Linked DNA regions of Homo sapiens: region 1 is linked to region 2. Evidence: chromatin contacts called from ENCODE Hi-C or POLR2A ChIA-PET data. All regions are on one chromosome and are shown on one strand. The core of a region is the stretch at or near the end of the contact, and the rest is flanking DNA. Distances in the headings are between cores, read along the strand shown.

The links. Hi-C counts contacts between places; a loop is a spot of excess contacts on that map. ChIA-PET counts read pairs that join two places held with the same protein, here RNA polymerase II (POLR2A). Pooled maps may share reads with other maps.
Region 1: a map of PC-9 shows a loop between it and region 2 (2.3-fold over the local background). The contact joins the promoter of LMX1A-AS2 here to the enhancer-like site in region 2. A Hi-C loop is called at or near these places in 3 of 168 maps with a recorded cell type or tissue (PC-9, heart left ventricle and posterior vena cava) and 3 of 50 pooled maps. POLR2A ChIA-PET finds 5 or more read pairs at or near these places in 3 of 52 experiments (PC-3, PC-9 and RWPE1).

Annotation. Positions count from the first base shown.
Region 1 is chr1:165,201,099-165,207,390 of GRCh38, reverse strand. LMX1A-AS2 (LMX1A antisense RNA 2) reads right to left here and starts at 3,344. Exons shown (of 6, transcript XR_922234.2): 1 at 3,244-3,344; 2 at 1,621-1,885. It overlaps LMX1A (LIM homeobox transcription factor 1 alpha), which reads left to right. Exons shown (of 9, transcript NM_177398.4): 8 at 1,357-1,527; 9 at 3,351-5,524. The coding sequence ends at 3,511.
Region 2 is chr1:165,168,312-165,175,150 of GRCh38, reverse strand. No RefSeq gene overlaps it. Among named protein-coding and RNA genes, the nearest start is that of LMX1A-AS2, 32 kb to the left of the region's middle. Within about 2 kb of position 5,235, at least 2 of the 41 ENCODE cell types and tissues checked have a DNase peak (open chromatin) inside an H3K27ac peak, as active enhancers do; they include PC-3 and PC-9, where a contact is called at or near this core.

The sequences.
Region 1 (6,292 bases), core at 2,095-4,594, 34 kb before region 2:
AGGGTGATATGAGGATTAGGGAGGAGGGTGAAGAGGAACAGACTGTGGGAGACTTCATGGAAGTTAAAGGAAAAAAAAAAAGAAGAGTTACTATATTAGAACAATGTCATTCTTAAACGCTATGCCCCTGGCCACCCAACTCAGCTATCCAGAATTCCTTGAATGGTCTGTACCTTAAAACAGGGCTTCTTACATTTTAATATGCACGTAAGTCACCTGCGATTTTGGTAAGGTGCAGATTCCAATTCATAAGGAAGGTCTGGGTGGGCCCCAAGATTCTGCCTTTTTAACAAGCTTTTTGGTGGTGCCATTGCTGCTAGTCTGTGGACCACACTTTGAAATCTGTGGACCACACTTTGAAGTCTGTGGAATGTGATCCTAGTTCTCTGGCCCCTCAACAGAGCCTCTTATCCTCACATGAACCCTGCCTTGTGCTTGACACTGGGTCTAGGCTTAATCCAGAATTTGACTCTTGCAGCCAAGAGTTCCCTTAGTTTCTTACCTTCTAGACTAAACAGTATGTTAACAACAAGGTAGATGTTAGGGAGAGAAGAAATAAAACAGGGCATAGGTGTGGGGAAGGGTGGAGCAGGAAGCTGGTTAGATCTGAATTCTGCCCTCAGCTCCACCCCTAAGGCTCTTTATGTGGGACCAACTTTTCCTTGTTCCTCAGGCTGTGTGCATCCCTAGGGTAGGGCCCTAATGCCTGCTAGTCCTACCTCACAGGACCCCTGTGCAATTCAAAGGGAGAAGAATGCATCAAAGCATATGAGAACACAAACTCATATGGCTTGGGACTTAGTTTAAATAATTCTAAAGGCGCTCCAAAGGTAGACTTAAGAAAGCAGAGGCTGGTGGGAAATAGTCTCTGTTCTTCCCAGGTTCAGAGAACCTCAGCAAGATGTGGAGGCAGGAAGTGAATCCTGCTTTTCTTATAAAATTCTATCTACAAGCATAGCAAGATATAATTCCAAAGCATACACAGTCCTATGGAATCTTCCCATCAACCCAATGAGGTCAACTGGTCACAACTCCCACTTGACTGATGGGCTCATACTGGGTTATCGTAGAAAGATCTTTAGATACATCTATTCTAGTGACTGCCAAACATGTGGCTAGCATCAAAACCTTTGTTGAAATAATATATTTCAAGGATGTTCTCAAAGTTCAACATCCCAGCCCCTACCCTGTTCCTGTCCTCCAAGGTGATTCCTGATGGCCTCTGGTAGGACAAAGGCTGGGACCACTGATGTCACCTCATCCCATTTTATTTTATAAATGAGGGAATCAGGACCCAGGGAAATCACATGCCAGGCTGCACGTTGAGAATGACCTGGCTTCTTCTTTGTTCCACAGCTCAGACAAACGGTGGTGGGAGTGCTGGGATGGAAGGAATCATGAACCCCTACACGGCTCTGCCCACCCCACAGCAGCTCCTGGCCATCGAGCAGAGTGTCTACAGCTCAGATCCCTTCCGACAGGGTCTCACCCCACCCCAGATGCCTGGAGACCACATGCACCCTTATGGTAAGAGGGACTTAAGCCCCTCGGGCCCTCTCATAACTTGTGTGGGTTTCTCATTCCCTCCTAAACACATCTAGGCAGTTCCCAGATGCTCACCGAAGTTCCAAAGCAGAATAATGTGCCCTACAAAATACTGCCAGAATCGCCTAACCAATGACTACAGGAGAAAGACCTTCATGCATATTCATTATTGACACTTCCATTTATCTTGTTTTCAAAGCTTCTTGTTTGTTGGTTTTAAATGGGAAGTTGTGCTCTCCTTGTAGACCTGTTTGTTGTCATTGAATTGCAAGTCTTGCGCTTCATGCCAGAGATCAGCAGTATCAGTGCTACAGAAGGCCTTAATTAAGCAAACGTTTACCTAAAGTAAGAAAAGAAATAAAAAGCACAGAAGACAAATTTTCTAACTGGACTATCCTACTATGGATACTAATAGGTGCTCTAATTTAACTAGTGAAACATAAACTGACTTGTAAAGTGAAAGTATCTCCCTTATACCCACCCCACCCAAAGAAGCATTGATTTAAATGCTGCATATATGGGTAGCTGAGCCTCTCCCACTTACCCAGCTTCGTGCTTAAGCTAATGGACAACAACCGGGGGCCTGAGGACCCAGAGTAGGGGGCTGGGTGAGCTTTGGAGTGAAGGCTCAAGTTCAACCTCAGCCAAGTATAGGGCATTACATTTTATACAGAGAAGGTTAGTGTTGTATGTAATGCATTGGTCTGTACTGTGTAATCTGATAGATTACACTGATAGTTAAAAAATAATCTTATGCAGCAAGTCTTCAAAACATTAGTATCAGAGATTCACGCCACAGATCACAGATTTTGCCAAACAACTTTTTTTTTTGCCTTCATGAAAAAAAATTCTGTTGTTAAAATCACGCCTACTTTCCCATATCACACATTCAGCAAACATTTATTAAGATTTGGCCCTTGACAAGCCCTTCACTGGCTGACCCCACTCATTGGATGTTCAGTGATAGCCACCCTCTTGGCTTCCTTAGAAGGCACAGGTCACATCTGTACCATTCTTTACTCCACAGCTATCGGAAAACAGGGCAAACACATTTTTTTGCAAATTCTTTTCAGAGTCTCAGGGATTGTGTTACATGAAGTATCCCTGTGATGAGTCCTTTCATAAAATGAATATTTAAAGCCCCATGACAAGTTGTATAAACTCCAGTTTTCACCTCTCCTATTTACTTGAAGCAGAGGCAGAACATTCTTTGCCTCCAGATCCTGGTTGCAGTGATTTCTCAGCTGTTCCAATGTGTGCCCTACTGGCTTCCCTATCAAAGGTGTAAATTAGTTGAAGGTAGGCACCTAACCTTCCTTTTCTTTGCATTACAAATTTGGGGTAACAGCTGATAGTAGACCCTTGGTGTTTGAAAGAACAAATGTTATCACAGGAGTTTTCATTAGCTTCACTCAAAGAGCTTTCTTTTTGTTTTGTTTTTTTGTTTGTTGGTTTTACCATCCCTCCTTCAAGCATCATTTTTCAGGCCCAAGTCCTATAGGAGCTCTGCCCTGTCTCTCCAGCCTCTGGTGACATGTCCTGCCTACTCCCCACACTCCCTGTCTAGACATTGTGACATTTGCTTATGCTGCACTCAATTTAGCACTTTGTCATATCCTGGTTTAGATTGTTTTCACTTGTTGCACTTTGGACTTGAGCCCCCTAAAGAGAATATAGACTTTTTGTAGAAAGTTTCACCTGGAGCCTGTGCTCAGGCAACACTTGTTGAATTCAGCTGAATATCCTAGCACTGAAATGAGTCACTTCTTCAAGACCCTCATGCCAGTGTTTCATCTCCATTTCAGGTGCCGAGCCCCTTTTCCATGACCTGGATAGCGACGACACCTCCCTCAGTAACCTGGGTGATTGTTTCCTAGCAACCTCAGAAGCTGGGCCTCTGCAGTCCAGAGTGGGAAACCCCATTGACCATCTGTACTCCATGCAGAATTCTTACTTCACATCTTGAGTCTTCCCCTAGAGTTCTGTGACTAGGCTCCCATATGGAACAACCATATTCTTTGAGGGGTCACTGGCTTTAGGACAGGGAGGCCAGGGAAGAGGTGGGTTGGGGAGGGAGTTTTGTTGGGGATGCTGTTGTATAATGATATGGTGTAGCTCAGCATTTCCAAAGACTGAATACATTATGGATTGCATAGTTTAATGTTTCTAATAAGAGTCTTAGCATTAGATATGAAGACGTGTTTATCATTAAGGACAGAGACTTTTAATATAGACATTCTCATGCAAACTAGATACTTAGGGACTCCTAACAACTTCCCACCATGTCGGGGAAGCTCTTGTCAAGAGGTGCATATGTCTATCCATCTACACACCAATAGACAGAAGGACAGATAGATAGATGTGTGTGTGTGAGTGTGTAACCTTTCGTATTTTACCCTCAAAGTTTATTCCTAATTATAACAGACACCAACTGTACAGCAAAAGTAACTTTATTTTCAGTGTGAACTATATTTAAGGAAATGCTTGATGCACTTAAGTTATAAAATGAGATAATTTACTTTTATAAACTTTATTTTTAGCTTGACAAGACTTGTCAGCAGGGCAGAGAGGGCTGCTCCACCTAGCCCCATAGCTTTGAGTGCTGGGGTTCATTCTGTTTTCAGAGTGTCTTTCAGATCTGGAAAGAAATTCTGTGTGGCTGATGGTGTTCTCTCTTGCATTCTTGCTCTCTTTGGGGTTGAATCACTGGGCAGGGGTGGGACAGAATAATCTCTGATCATGTTCTGAGAAAATGTAAAGCCCAGACTCCTGGGCTTTCTTTTAAATTCTGACAAGTGGTTGTTGGGCAGTGCTAGGATGATTGGTTCAGCTCTTGAGCTTCAGCATCTGCAAATGTGGATGAGGCTAATAGTATGTACCTACCTCACTGGGAAACACCAAGGCTTAATTCATTCCCAGGACACATGAGCAGGGCTGAGACTAATATCTGATATTTGTTTAAGATACAACCAGGCCACTCACTTGGCAAAGGAGGGTACATAGGGTTGCAGAGCAGGAGGGCTCCTGAACTCCAGAGGGCAGTTCTGCCTGCTGAAGTCCCTCTGCAAAGCCTGTGCTGAAGGAGACACCAGCTCAGAGCAGTTCAGAGGGATCCCAGAGTCCCAGAGTGGGGAGGAGGTGAAGGCTGAGGGGATAGAGGAGGGCCTGGTGGTGTTCTAGAGCAGGGTTGGGCAAACTCCTGCTTGCGGGCCTGCTTTCTATGGCTTGCCAGCAAAGAATGGTTTTTACTTTTTTTTTGAGGTCATTAAAAAAAAGGAGAAGAAGAATATATAACAGGCTGTCTGTGGCCTGGAAAGCCTGAAATATTTGCTATCTGTATTGTCTGGCCCTTACAGAAAAAGTTTGGGGCCCCTTGTTTTAGAGGGTCTGTTTCTAAAGAACCTCATGGCGCTCATAGAGGCAGAAGGTTCCAGTGGAAACCCTTGGCTCTTCCTTCCAACTCACTCCTCTGATCCTCGGCACAGAAGACCCAGCAGCCATTGTACATGGGGACAGTTCCACACCCTGGTCTCCAGTTGCGGTGCTAGGATGGTATTGTTCTGTGCTAGGAAGTCTCCTGGGAACCCAGAATGAGTTGGTGGGGAAGACAGCGGGTCACTGTGGACCCATCCAGGAGGGGCCAGGATAGGCTTGGCCTCATTTCTGGGGACATCATTGGAGACTTGAACACAGAGACACGTCCCTATCACTCTGGCAAGGCCAGAGGGAACATGTCCCCTTATGGTAGAGTCTATGTTGTGTGATTTTTGTGCTCTTGTTTATAATTTATGCAAACCACCAAGAAACCCAAACCAGTCTGATGAGTGAAAATTATGCAGATGCTGTATGGCCCCACAGGTTTCTGTGGTAAAGACCAGTTGGAGAATGTAGGAGATACTATGTGAGTGAAAATGAATAGAGATCCTTATTCCACTCCTTAATGGCATACCAAGATGAAATTAAAATCTCTTACAAATGAGCTGTTGTTTATTCAGGGGTGGGATGGTTGGTGGGGAACCAGGGGGATGTGGGAGTTTTGTCTACAAAGCCATGGGGATGAGCTTATGGCAAAGCTTTGAATGAATGGAAAGGATGACTACAGCAAAACATAAGGAGAAAAGGGTCTTCAACTTCTTGCCAAGATGGACGAAGACTCCAGTCTTTACAAAAAAAACCCCACAGAAGGAGGCAGTGGGAGCTTTCCATCACCACCGTCAAGTTCCCTCAGGGCAGAGCAGTTTGTGATACGTGATGAGGGAACATTTGCTTGGAAATCAGAACAGAGTGATGGGGCAGGAGAAGGATTTCTCATGCAGGCCTGAAGGCAGATGCCTAGCCAGGATGGGAGAGCCAGGCAGCAGATCGTGGCTCCCTGACAGAGTCTCCCAAAGTTCTCAACAATTTTAAATGTGATGTATGGTGGGCAATTAGGACTATGGAGAAAAGAAGTCAGGAAACAGTATGGAGATAAGACCAGGAGACATACTCACAGGGTGGTATTGTTTTTTGTCTGTTTTCTCCCCCACTTGCATTTGTTCAAGGCCTGCAACCTCTACCTCTGGCTCACTCACCACATGTTAGAAGCTGGCTCTTCCTCTTGCTGAGGGCCTGGAAGGAGAGAGATATGTATTATAAGGCCAGGCTGACAGGAGGAGCCCACTGAGGAGGCCTTATCTCAGACTGGCCTCCACTGGGCTGGCCTTAGTTCCTAACTCCAGCTTCCTGGGAGAGCCTAGGCACAACCCCT
Region 2 (6,839 bases), core at 3,986-6,485:
CAAAAAACACCAGTAAATGCTTTTATTGTACCCAGTACACAACACACCTGGGCAAAAGGTTTAAATGTTTTCACTTCAACCAGTTGTTTTGACACTGCATAATGGGGCTTTGAGAAATGGTATGCAACTAAATGTTGATAAATTTGTATTTTTTTCATTAGTGGGCTCAGAACAGAAACTAACCCAAACTCTTTCAGGCAGTTCTTGCCTCCATTGTCCAATTAAAGCATCTGTTCCTTGAGTAGCTACACCCAGTTCAGTACCAGCTGATATGAACTTGGTTTCAAGCTGGGTTCATATTAGCACTCTTCTTTTCTGATGGGGCCCTGATCCCCACCTTCCCATTCCAGTATACTGTGCCCTGGGCCTCTGGGTCACACTTGATGGACAGTTGTAAGTGCCCCATCCCCCACCCCATCTGGTATGTTGCTGGGATCCATCCAAACCCCTCCTATGCAGAGCACGCTCTGTTCTCATGACACGGTACTGTGCCAGCATCTCATGATGGAGAATGATGTGCCCAGCACGGCCCTCTGCTCCAGGTGCTCACACACGTGACATTCCTCCCCACCTCTGGGCCACTCTACAAATGTGCATTTGAAAGGCTCTTCCCACACTCTGCTATATTTCATGATGCTGTTCTGCACTGACCCAGTCACACAATGATCTTTCTTTTCTCAGAATTCTAACAACATTTGATCTATGTTAAGTCTTCATACACTTTCTCTGAAGAATCATTAGTGCTAGTGGTGTGCTGGCAAATCTTCTTTCTCATTTTTTTTTAAAAAAACAAAACCTGATTTGTAGCATTTGCCACTTTCCACAAGGTAAATATTCCTACCTATCTCAAGCTGCCAACAGTTTAACAACCAGTTTGTAAAATTCTTGAATATTTAACAATGGGCTCCCTGCAGAGGACAGTATCTATTTACTCCCCTGATAGAGTTGATCACTCCATTTTTTGTTTTGTTTTTTGTTTTGTTTTTGTTTTTGTTTCTGTTTTTAGAGATGGAATTTCATCATGTTAGCCAGCCTGGTGTTGAACTCCTGACCTCAAGTGATCTGCCCGCCTCGGCCTCCCAAAATGCTGGCATTACAGGTGTGAGCCACTGCACCCGGATGACTTTTTTTAAACCACCAATGTTAGTTATTGCACTTGGTAAACTGTACTGTGGACATTTGATTACTGGCACAGTTCCCTGCTGAAGGGCAGAGCTTAAGAAAGAGCACAGGCTCTGGAACCAACCCTGATAGGTTCGTAAACCTGATTCTGGCATTTGCTGGCTATATGATCTTGCTCAAGTTCTTTGCCTCCCTATTTCTGTTTTCCAATCCATAAAATGAAGATACAAGTTTTCTATTGCTGTGCAACAAATCACCACAAGTTTAGCAGCTTCAAACAATACCCATTTATTAGCTCCTAGTTCTGCAAGTCAGAAGCCTGGGCATGGTATGACTGGGTTCTCTGCTCAGGATCTCACAAAGCTGCAATCACGGTGTCAGCCAGGGTGTGTTCTCACCTGAAGGCATTATTAAGGAACAACCTGTGTCCAGGATCATTCAGGTTGTTGGCAGAGTTCGAGTCCTTGAGCTCTAGGGCTCAGGTCCTTGCCTGCCTGCTGGCTGCTGGCCAGGAGTTGCTCTCAGCTCCTTGATGCTGCTCACCATCCCTCACTGTGTGGTCCCCTCCATCTTCAAAGCCAGCCATGGAGAATCTCCTTCCATCAAATCTCTCTCATGCTGTGAGTCTTTTTAGGAAGAGCCCAGTCCCTTTTAGGGTCTCATCTGAATAGGTCAGGCTCACCCAAGAGAATCTCCCTTTCTTAAGGCCAACTATTTAGGGACCTTGATTACATCTGCAAAATCCCTTTTGCCAGTGAACAGAACATAACCACAGGGTGACATCTCATCAAATTCACAGCTTCCATCCACATTCAACAGATGGACGTTATACAAAGGTGAAAGTTACTGAGGCTCATCTTGTAGGAGTCATTCTGCCTCCTACAATACAGCTCATAAAAGGGTTGTGATTATATATAAAAAGCATTCAGACTAGTTCTTTGCAAATAGTGAATGCTCAGTAAACATTAGCCAAATGGGAGCCAAATGAAAAAAATTTTTTTTTTTCAGAAAAGGATTTTTGGATTATTTATCTTGGCTCCAGGGTCAAATACCACTGGGAGTTCAATAGATGTTTGTTAAGCGAATGAATAAATCTCTCTCTTACAAAGAATGTTATAACATAACATTTCACCAATACAAGCAAATTTGGAGGTCATAGGCTACCATGCACATTTGAAGTCTAGCAAAACTGAGGCCCAGTTTGGTGGTGACAATGCAAAGTCATCTACTAGGGATGAAGGGCACTAGATGACGAACCTCATGATTCTCTAATAGATTTCACTGCATCCACTGCACTGAAGACATTGACCAAGAATTATCTTCTCAGTCATTTTATCCAGCAAGACCCTCAGCTGCTTGGGACAAGGGAAATGGTTTCTACTATAGTGTCTCCTAATAGCATCTACCTTAGCACTAGGCAAACAAAGGATGAGTGGACTGAATTATACTAGCTTGTAACATTATGGGAGTGATTTGACTGCATGGCCAGTTTTGATGCCAAAGACAAACTACCTCCCAACTTACCAGCAAGATCCCTGGTGTGATCATTCACAGGCAAGCAGATGTTTTTAGGAGTAGACAGCCTTTTAGACACATTCTAGTACATAATTTCCCAGGTTGTATTTTTACACAAAGTCAGGTCCAGAGATATTCATAAGAATTATTCTTAAAGAATATTAGTCACTCATCTCTTTCTTTTAGTCCAATATTCTTGCCTAATTAATTGTATTTCACAACCTTTTTCATCATTTAATATACTATCTATTTTAATTTTTTATTTTGCTTGTGTTATGTCTCCCCCAGTTAGATGTAAATTCCTTCCAGGAAGAGATTTCTGTGTTTTGTTCCCTGCTGAATCCTGACTCCTGAAACTGCCTGGTACAAAGTAGGTGCTCAATAAATACTTTTTGAATGGGAAAATGAAAGGGGCTTGGGGAAAGCTGTATTGAGAGAAATTAAACTTGATTCTTGACTTTAGAACCACTCAGAGCCTTTATTATAAGAGTATGTGCCAAGACGCTCTGGGAGGATGTGGCGTAACTGCAGCGTTTGCCCTCAGTGAGCACATCAAGGAATATGGCTCTGCAGCCTGAGAAACACTCACATTTTCTTATTATTATTGCTTCAATGAGGAAACTGAAGCCTGGGGAGGGTAAGTCATTCACCCAGGGTTCCACAGCTCATTCTTTGGGCTGGAACCTCAAATCTGCTGATGTTCAGACCACTGCTCTTTCAGCTACACTCTTCCTGAAGCATCATTAAATTCATTTCTCTGTCAGATAATAGCTAATGTTTTAAATGACTACCTTGGTCCAAACATCTTTTATCAAGAGGAAGCATGAAACTTGATAGAACAGTTCCTAACTATAAGGAAGCACAAAAGATACCTAAATGGACATATAGATCAAATCTCAGGATTAAAAAAAAATGCCATTAGTCATCTAAATTCCTTCCCTGTAATGGAATTTAATTATGATTATACTCACGTGAAGCTGTATTGTCAGGAATTAAAAAAAAACATATCAGGCCTCTAAGCTCAATGATGAATTTGAAAATAAGGGAAAATGTAATGAACACAGGAAGGAAGAGAGGGCTATCTCTCTGTCTCTGTCTTTGTCTCTGTCACACACACACACACATTTATTTTACTCTTCTGCCTGCAGATTATAGGATTCTGGTGAGTTCTTTGTTAGGTGATAAGAACTCTTTGGAGGGAAGGTTTGAGGGCAGTTGAGAGAGAGCTGGACCTGGAAGCTTCCAACCTGGGTTTCTTTCTGCCTCTACTACTAACCAGCTATGAGGATTCAGGCAAGTCATTTCCTTGGGTCTCGATGGCCAGTGAAGAGAGGTCATCCTACTGCTATGAATGGTCAATAAAGGCTGAACATTCTTGTCCTTTCCTTCAATAGTCAGTTTAGGTCTTAAGCTTAACCTGTAGAGCAATAGTTCTCAAACCTTGAAGTATATGAGGATCACCTGGAGTGCTTGGCAAACATGTGGATTCCAAGCCATGTTCCCAGAGATCCCGTTTAGGAGCTCTGAGACAGGGCCCAGGAATCTGCAGTTTTAACACTTCTAGAGATTCTGATACAGCTAAACTTAATATCACACTTTCAGAAGCATTGCTCTAAAGTTTCAGGATTTCCATTCAACTTTGGCAAATTGATCGGAAATACCATCTGTATTTTCAAGATCAGGCTACCATGTTGCAGCCTCACTGCAACTTAATTGAGAACACAATTATGAGGAGAAAATTAAAGCCAGGGAAAATTAAAAAGGACAAAGAGTAAGATAGGCCTGCGAGGGAGATTAATTATCTCCAGGCCACAGAGCTAAGCAATGCTCATGGGGCTCACTGGATGCTCCTGTCAGACCCAGAAGGAGATGGAAAGGGAAGGGGAAAGGGTTAGTGGAACCCAAACACATTGGTGAAACATTTAATCTTCACAGCTCCCTGCAACCTTCGCACAGGAAGTCCTGCTGGCTTGGTATAGTTTATTCCCCATTTCCAAAGGAGAAAAATAAGACTAGTGACTTATCCAAAGTCACACAGCTCCTAAACAATAGAAGCAATATTTAAAGCCAGACCTTTCTGGCTTTGAAGCCTTTTTGCTGTCTCTCATATACCACACTGCATCTGTGTTACAGAATGCCCGTGAACATACATATGGATACTCCCTCAGGCTTGGGGTTGATGGGATAAAAAGAGAAACAGAAGAAATTGAATGAAAGAAGAGAAATAATGGAGGGAGAAAGGTAGAAAATGCAGACAAAGAAAAAATAAAGAAGGATCCGTGGTGAAGAATATCAGGATTGCTGATATTTAAAATGGATGCCAGTTGAGACAGGGCCAAAAGTACTTAGAAAAATTGAGAAGGAGGTGACATTGATTTTGGGACTTGGAATTCTCTTCAGAGTACTCTTAACTCCACAACTCAGATAAGAAATACTGAGGCTAGGAGAAAATTATATAAACTGATATACAGTGAAAATGGCTGATATGGTCCAATGCACAGGCTGCCAGGTATGTTTGCATTCTAATAGGAAAAAAAAACTACTAAGCTGAAGGAATGCATGTGTAATTGTGGAATTTCAGACTACAATGGACAATTAGGCGTGGGTAAAGTGGCCTCCCTATTGCAGCTTAAGAAAAAAAAAAATCCCACCAGATGCGGTGGCTCATGCCTGTAATCCCAGCACTCTGGGAGGCCAAGGTGGGTGGATTGCTTAAGGTCAGGAGTTCGAGACCAGCCTGACCAACATGCTGAAACACCTTCTCTACTAAAAATACAAAAATTAGCCGGGTGTGATGGCGGGCCCCTGTAATCCCAGATACTCGGGAGGCTGAGGCAGGAGAATCACTTGAACCTGAGAGGCGGAGGTTGCAGTGAGCTGAGATCACGCCACTGCACTCCAGCCTGGGTGACAGAGTTAAGACTCTGTCTAAAAAAAGAAAAAGAAAAAGAAAAAGAAAAAAAAAATCCTAAGATCTAAGAAGCTTCCAGATTTGGTTGTACTTACTGCAGAGGAGAATAGGACATTGTCTAGTCACAGGTTAGACACTTTTCCATGGGACAGGTTGATTTGTGGCCTGTATTCTGAACCTTAGAGATGTTTTCCGAAGTTGAAAGAAGGCTGATCTCAGGCTATTGTCTTCTGATTAATGACCCATTTTTCCCCTTCACTTCTATTCCTGTGCCCCTGTGCAGAAGGAGTTCCTGTGCAGAGTCATTCTTCCTCATCAGAGTAGCCCCAGGGCTAGCCATTGAGTGAATACCACACCTCTTACAGCTACCTGTGACTCCTTTATGTGGCTGGTTACCTGGCAGCCAGGGAGACCTGTGTTATCAAGGAAGCCTCCCTGACCTGTACAAGTTTCCTTCATTCAGTCCAGCAACCTCTGCAAGCCCTTTGAGGTCTGGAGTCAATGACTTCAGCAAATGGTCTTCATGCCTCTTGAAGAGGTGCCCTCAGGCAGGGAGTCTTTCACCCTCTGTCATTTGATAGGAGAAAGTTTGCCTCTCTCTTGAGCCAGCCAACTGCCCAAAGATCAATCCCACAGGCTTCCCACCTTTATGCTGCCTCTTCCAGATCCACCAAGGGATTGGAGAGTTGACCTTTTTTCTCTTTTCAATGAATGTATTAATTGTCAAATAGTTATTGAACACCAGTGTTTGCCAGTCAGTGTACTAAGTACTGTGGGTCCAGAAGGAGCCCACAGACTAGTTGAAGGGAGACAGATGAGTGAACAGGCAATTACAATCCAGTGTGTTAAGTGCAGTGATAAAAGGAAGAGCAGGAGGCAGTGCAGACACATGGCTGTGGGGGCAGGGCACCTTGTACAGACTAGGGCGTCAGACACAACTTCCTGGAAGAAGTGTCAGCTGAGCTGCATCCTGCAGGACTGTCAGCAAAGGGAGGAGTATTGGGATACGAGTCTTCCAGACAGAACGACCAGCATGTGAAAAGACTCAGACGCCAGAGAAAGGTTGCATGGTGGAGAAATTCCACATGTCTTGGCAGTTACAATGGAAAGGGTTGTATTGGAGAATGGGGTAGGGGTGTTGAGAGATGAGGCAAGACTAAAAGAAGTAGGCAGGGCCAGACCTCAAAGCACCTCATAAGCATTGCTAAAAATTTGCTTATGAGTCTAAGAGAAATCCAATGTCAGTTCAATTCCTTGTCCCCATGTCATAACCAATGAGCATATGGAGGAT